Linked DNA regions of Homo sapiens: region 1 is linked to region 2. A link is a contact called in ENCODE Hi-C or POLR2A ChIA-PET data. All regions are on one chromosome and are shown on one strand. Each heading gives the region's core, a stretch centred on a gene start or an enhancer-like site at or near the end of the contact. The rest is flanking DNA. Distances are from core to core; before and after follow the strand shown.

Evidence for each region. Hi-C counts contacts between places; a loop is a spot of excess contacts on that map. ChIA-PET counts read pairs that join two places held with the same protein, here RNA polymerase II (POLR2A). Pooled maps may share reads with other maps.
Region 1: a loop to region 2 is called in a map of naive thymus-derived CD4-positive, alpha-beta T cell, with 7 times the contacts of the local background. The contact joins the promoter of SLC39A7 here to the promoter of HCG27 in region 2. A Hi-C loop is called at or near these places in 1 of 168 maps with a recorded cell type or tissue (naive thymus-derived CD4-positive, alpha-beta T cell) and 5 of 50 pooled maps. POLR2A ChIA-PET finds 5 or more read pairs at or near these places in 2 of 52 experiments (BJ and K562).

The regions. Positions count from the first base shown.
Region 1 is chr6:33,199,500-33,202,552 of GRCh38, reverse strand. SLC39A7 (solute carrier family 39 member 7) reads right to left here and starts at 1,686. Exons shown (of 7, transcript NM_006979.3): 1 at 897-1,686; 2 at 640-808; 3 at 428-481; 4 at 126-290. The coding sequence starts at 1,307. It overlaps RXRB (retinoid X receptor beta), which reads left to right and starts at 1,888. Exons shown (of 10, transcript NM_021976.5): 1 at 1,888-2,311. The coding sequence starts at 2,077. It also overlaps the pseudogene RNY4P10. RefSeq lists enhancers at 654-1,155, 1,156-1,657, 1,658-2,159.
Region 2 is chr6:31,195,658-31,199,076 of GRCh38, reverse strand. HCG27 (HLA complex group 27) reads right to left here and starts at 1,317. Exons shown (of 2, transcript NR_026791.1): 1 at 1,195-1,317. RefSeq lists enhancers at 1-454, 2,592-3,419.

The sequences.
Region 1 (3,053 bases), core at 437-2,936, 2.0 Mb before region 2:
AAGAAAAGAGTTGGTCAGAGTGGAGAACAGATCTTCCAACATGTCCTCTCCCTCCTGAGGGCCATAAGATGAGGAGATTCTGAGGCAGGCAAGTCAGCTTTCAGGAAAGTTGTTCCTGGGCTCACCTTGTCTTCCATGTCCATGACTTCCACGTGTATGACTGTGAGCGTGTCCATGTCCATGACTGTGACCATGTCCTCCTTTCACATGTCTCACAAATTTCTCCACGACAAGAAAGGCAACAATTCCACTGAGAACCCACAGTCCCACAGACAGAATGGGGCCCTGGCCTGGGAATGGAGGCATTGAGACATTAAGGGAGATGTGCATTCCAGACTCCTCCTCCTCAAGTGCGGGAGGTGAGGAATAGGGAGAGACGGACCTTCCCCAGCACCCCAACTCCCATCCCCATCTGTCTCTTCCTCACCACTGTGGGAGTGTCCATGTCCGGGTTGCTCCAGAGTGTGGTGAGAATGAGGTTCTGGAAGAAGGGGGGAAAACCAGATGAGGGAATATCTGACACAATGAGTGTGTATTTGGGGGAATATCGAAAGGTCAGGGATCATAAAGGAGAAAGAACCCTTTTCCTCCAAAGAACGAAATAGGTTAGATTTGAGGTAGAAGTCAGAGGTTACTTACCAAGAGCATGAGGAATGAGGTGCAGGAAAGCATCTCCCAGGAGCCCACCGGAAGCAAAACTGAGCAAGATCTGAAGTAGAGAGCGATGCCGGGGAGAGTTCGACTCCACGGGGATAAGGAAGAGGACAAAAAATGGAGCTGCTGAGATCAGCACTGTGGCCCCCAGTGCCTGGTGAGGGAGAGTCAAGGTCAAGTACTGTGGAGTTTCCCAACAATCCAGAACCAGCCCTTCTCTCTCCCATCCCCTGGAGACTCACATAAGCCCAGAGAGTGACAGCATCCAGGTCCTGCTTGATGCCTGGAGCCCCAGACTCCCCATAGCCTCCATGGCTATGCTCATGGTCATGTCCATGTCCTCTGTGGTAGAGGCTCTCATGGGAGTAGCCATGGCTATGGCCATGGTGTAAATCCTCATGTGAATGTCCATGGTCGTGATCGTGGGTATGTCCATGCCAGATGCTCTCGTGAGTGTGGCCATGGCCATGGGCATGGCTGTGGCCATGGTGGAAATCTTCATGTGAGTGCCTGTGGCTGTGGCCATGGAAGTCCTCTTGCAGATCGTCGTGCAGGTCGTCATGACCCCCGAGTCCAGCCACCAGAAGCCCCAAGGTCGCCCAGGTCAGCAGTCCCACGGCCACCCAGTGGGGGGCCCCCAGGCCTCTGGCCATCACGCTGACCAGAGGGACAGAGGCAGTGACTCCACTTGACTCAACTCTATACCTACACAGGGTCCGCTTTACTCCAATCGCGCCCTCCGTCCACCTCTATGGGCCGCTCTCCCATTCCCTTAAGTTCCCACCTACATTGTTCCCAAGACTAGTTCTCTTTATCCCGAACCACCTCCCGGATGTAGGGCCCTGGGACACTAATCTTTCACCAGCCACTTTACAGACTCTCTGGGCCCTCGTCTCTACGACTCATTAGGTGAGGAAAAGGCCTGGAAAGGATGGTAGAGAAAAAACAGAGAATTCTCACCGGCTCCGGGATCCTCTCCTTTCCCGGTTTGCTTGGACGTGGCAGTCCCGCCTTTAGATCCCGCGAGAACAGGAAGTTCCGTTCCACCTTCGCCCTAATGCCTTTACCAATATGGCGGCACTCCGGTAGCGACGAATCCATCCTGCACTGACACGCATGCGCGAGTGTGGAGGTGATTTGAGGGGAGGGTGGGCGAGGCGGGCTAACAGGCCGGAGGAGACCGCCTCCTCGGTTTCCAACTAGACGAGGGGGCGGGAACTCGCGCCGAGACTTCCCGTCTGTACAAAGATGGCTGCCACATTGGCGCTGTCATTTTGGTACTGAGCAGAGCGACGGGCTTAATTCGACCCAATCCAGGCCAGAGTCTTTCTCTCAGGGGCTTCCTCGTGCTCAGCTAATCCTCCGATCAATCCTTGGGAATCCCTGGGACCTCTTCGGTATCCCTACTCTCAGCCAGGGATCATGTCTTGGGCCGCTCGCCCGCCCTTCCTCCCTCAGCGGCATGCCGCAGGGCAGTGTGGGCCGGTGGGGGTGCGAAAAGAAATGCATTGTGGGGTCGCGTCCCGGTGGCGGCGGCGACGGCCCTGGCTGGATCCCGCAGCGGCGGCGGCGGCGGCGGTGGCAGGCGGAGAACAACAAACCCCGGAGCCGGAGCCAGGGGAGGCTGGACGGGACGGGATGGGCGACAGCGGGCGGGGTGAGTGCCCCAGCAGAAGGGCAGGCGAGCCAGTGACCGCTTTATCTGCGACCCCTCCCCCACACCCTCCCCCGGTGCTCTTTTCCTTGCGCTCCCGCCCCCTTGTTTGTAAACACGCGTCCCCTCCCTCCCGAGGGCCTTAGCACCCTCCCCCCCGGGGCGGGGCGGGGAAGGGGAGCTTCCGCCCTCCTAGCTGTGACCGCTTGAGGCCTTGGGCACCGGAGGTCGCGGGCCTGGGAAGGGCACGATTCCTCTTAAACCTCAGGACTTTGGGCGTTTACAGGCAGATCCTGCGTCTTAGGAGGGGTCTCTCCTGCCTGTCTCTTTCCCTTGCACGCTCTGGCTACCTGGCTTTACGCTGGGAATAGAGGGGCTCGATGGTCTACCCCACGTGCTGCCCCACCCACGAGACAGGTGTGGCTTTGGGATGACCTGGTATTCATTCAAATGGATTGGTTGGAAAATTTTCCTCACCTGAACTATCCTCCTCTCCTTGTCAACTCCCTCCTCTCACCACAATGAGGAGTTACGCTGTTTTTGGGTTTTTTTAGCCAGTCAAATATAGCAGTGGGAGGTTGTATACCAATTTTAGTGACACAAATGTTAATAAGTTCTGATAACCCACTACCATCGGACCAGCCGGAGTTACACTGTTGTTTGACAGCAGGGTGTCTCTGAACTTGGGGATGGGTGGAGTGGGCTGGGTCCGGCACGGTGGGGTATTAGAGAATTAAAGTCTCTA
Region 2 (3,419 bases), core at 68-2,567:
CTCTCTTCTTTCTTTCTTATTTTTTGACACAGGGCCTCACTCTGTCACCCAGGCGGAGTGCAGTTGTGGGTTAATCATGGCTCACTGCAGCCGCGACCTCCCCAGGCTCAGGTGATCCTCCCACCTCAGCTTCCGGAGTAGCTGGGACTACAGGCATGAGCCACCTCACCCGGCTAATTTTTTGTATTTCTGGTGGAGAAGGGGTTTCACCATTTTGCCCAGGCTGGTCTTAAACTCCTAGGCTCAAACCATCTGCCTGCCTCACCCTCCCAAAGTGCTAGGATTACAGGTGAGCCACCACACCCAGCCAACTGCCTTTATTTCTGTAAGAGATATTTCCCGGCCAGGCGCGGTGGCTTACACCTGTAATCCCAGCACTTTGGGAGGCCGAGGCGGGTGGATCACCTAAGGTCAGGAGTTCGAGACTAGCCTGGACAACATGGCAAAACCCCGTCTCTACTAAAAATATAAAAATCAGCCGGGCGTGGTGGGGGGTGCCTGTAATCGCAGCTACTTGGGAGGCTGAGGCAGGAAGAATTGCTTGAACCCGGGGGGGTGGGGGTTGCAGTGAGCCCAGATGGCGCCACTGCACTCCAGTCTGGGTGACAGACCAAGACTGTCTCAAAAAAAATAAAATACATAAATAAATAACAATAATAATATGTAAGATTTGTCCCACGGCATTTTGAGGTGATGGCAGGCAGAAATAAAGCCAGTCCCACCCTTTCTGGGCTAGGGAAAGCTGAGATGGTCTTCGGCTCCGGGTGAGTCACTCCCCAGGGTCCAGGCCTGGCTGCCCGTTCCCCTCCCCCTCCAACCCACCTACAGCCCCTTCTGCTCTGCCCCATCAACTACATTTTCTCCCTCAGCACTCGCCTTAGATTCCTGGACCCACAGCACAGAGGCGACCTCCTCCTTGCAGACTTTAGGCGCCACTGCGGGGTCCGGAAAAAAAAGAGAAACGGCCCAGCGCTGTCACTTACATAACCCAGGGCGGGGCTGCGCTCGGCGACCGCAAGCGTTTTGAATTCTGCGCCCCAGAGTTCACTGCGAGGACTGGGATCACCCGTCACCCCGCCCTGGTCTACGGAAAATGACAAGTGTTTACTGATATAGAAACGGAATAACGGCGCTGTGGGCTGGGGTGGGCGGAGCTGCCTTCAGGCTTCTGGTCTCCAGCGGCGGGGAACTCACACCTGCCGCTGTGAAAATGCAGACCCGCGGGGCAGTAATTCCGAGTCCAGCCTGGGGCGCGATCTGGAATCTTGACTCGCTTGAAACACCACGACGGATTCGGAGACAGGTGAGTAGAGAAATGAGCCTCAGCCCCTCCCACGGGCCGCCCACGGATTCCAGGATCCGGAAACTCTTCCTGCTGCTGCGTCACCCCAGGAAGGCAGCGCCCGCCTCTGGGCAGTTCTGATGGAAACTGGCTTCGCCGCCCAGAGGAAAACCCACAACTAAGGGGCCAAGAAAAAGCCTCCATGGTCCCGCCCTTTCAGTGAGGATCCTAATTTATACCCCGAGTGTGGCCCCCATCAAAGTCTGCAGTGACAGCCGAGCGCGGTGGCTCACGTCTGTAATCCCGGCACTTTGGGAGACCATGGCGGGCGGATCACTTGAGGTCAGGAGTTCGAGACCAGCTTGGCCAACATGGTGAAGCCCCTTCTCTACTAGAAATACAAAAATTAGCCGGGTGTGGTCGTAGGCGCCTGTAGTCCCAGCTACTCGGAGGCTGAGGCAGAAAAATGGCTTGAACGCGGGAGGCGGAGCTTGCAGGGAGCCGAGATCGCGCCACTGCACTCCAGCCTGGGCGACAGAGACTCCATCTCACACACACACAAAAAATGTAGAGTGACGTTCACTGAAATGATACTAGACCAGCGGGAGGGACCCAGAGCGCTGCGGTTCACAGAATGCGGTGACAGCGCCGCCTCGCGTCCTTTACTTCAACTGCCCCAGGCAGACGTGGTCACGTGTGTTGGCCTGGAGGCTGGAATACACCGGGGTCAAATGCAGAGTGGAGAAAGGAGGGAAGGATGGGAGGACGTGTTGAAGAAAGACAGTAAGAGCTAGCGCTATGGTTCATATCTGTAAAACTAGAGTTTTCGGAGGCGAGGCAGGAGGATCGTGTGAGACCAGGAGTTTGAGGTCGCAGTGAGCCGTGATCACACCACTGCACTCCAGCCTGGACGACAGAGTGAGACCCTGCTTTTATATACTTTTCATATTTTCTGTAATTAAGCAAGTTTTGTGTCCGGAATTGGTGGGTTCTTGATCTCACTGACTTCAAGAATGAAACTGTGGACCCTCGCGGTGAGTGTTACAGCTCTTAAGGTGGCGCGTCTGGAGTTTGTTCCTTCTGATGTTCGGACGTGTCCGGAGTTTTTTCCTTCTGGTGGGTTCGTGGTCTCGCTGGCTCAGGAGTGAAGCTACAGAGCTTTGCGGTCAGTGTTATAGCTCTTAAGGCGGCACGTCTGGAGTTGTTTGTTTCTCCCGGTGGGCTTTTGGTCTTGCTGGCTTCAGGAGTGAAGCTGTAGACCTTCACAGTGAGTGTTACAGCTCATAAAAGCACTATGGACCCAAAGAGTGAGCAGTAGCAAGATTTATTGCAGAGCAAAAGAACAAAGCTTTAGCAGTGTGGAAGAGAACCCGACTGGGTTGCCACTGCTGGCTCGGGCAGCCTGCTTTTATTCTCTTATCTGGCCCCACCCACATCCTGCTGATTGGTAGAGCCGAGTGGTCTGTTTTGACAGGGTGCTGATTGGTGCGTTTGCAATCCCTGAGCTAGACACAAAGGTTCTCCAAGTCCCCATCAGATTAGTTAGATACACAGTATGGACACAAAGGTTCTCCAAGGCCCCACCAGAGCAGCTAGATACAGAGTGTAGATTGGTGCATTCACAAACCTTGAGCTAAACACAGGGTGCTGATTGGTGTGTTTACAAACCTTGAGCTAGATACAGAGTGCCGATTGGTGTATTTACAATCCCTGAGCTAGACATAAAGGTTCTCCAAGGCCCCACCAGAGCAGCTAGATAGAGTGTGGATTGGTGCACTCACAAACCCTGAGCTAGGCACAAGGTGCTGATTGGTGTGTTTACAATCCCTGAGCTAGACATAAAGACTCTCCACGTCCCCACCAGACTCAGGAGCCCAGCTGGCTTCACTTAGTGGATCCCGCACCGGGGCTGCAGGTGGAGCTGCCTACCAGTCCCGCACGGTGCGCTTGCATTCCTCAGCCCTTGGGTGGTCGATGGGACTGGGCGCCGTGGAGCAGGGGGTGGTGCTCGTCGAGGAGGCTCGGGCCGCACAGGAGCCCTTGGAGTGGGTGGGAGGCTTAGGCATGGCGGGCTGCAGGTCCCCAGCCCTGCCCCGCGGGAAGGCAGCTAAGGCTCGGTGAGAAATCGAGCGCAGCG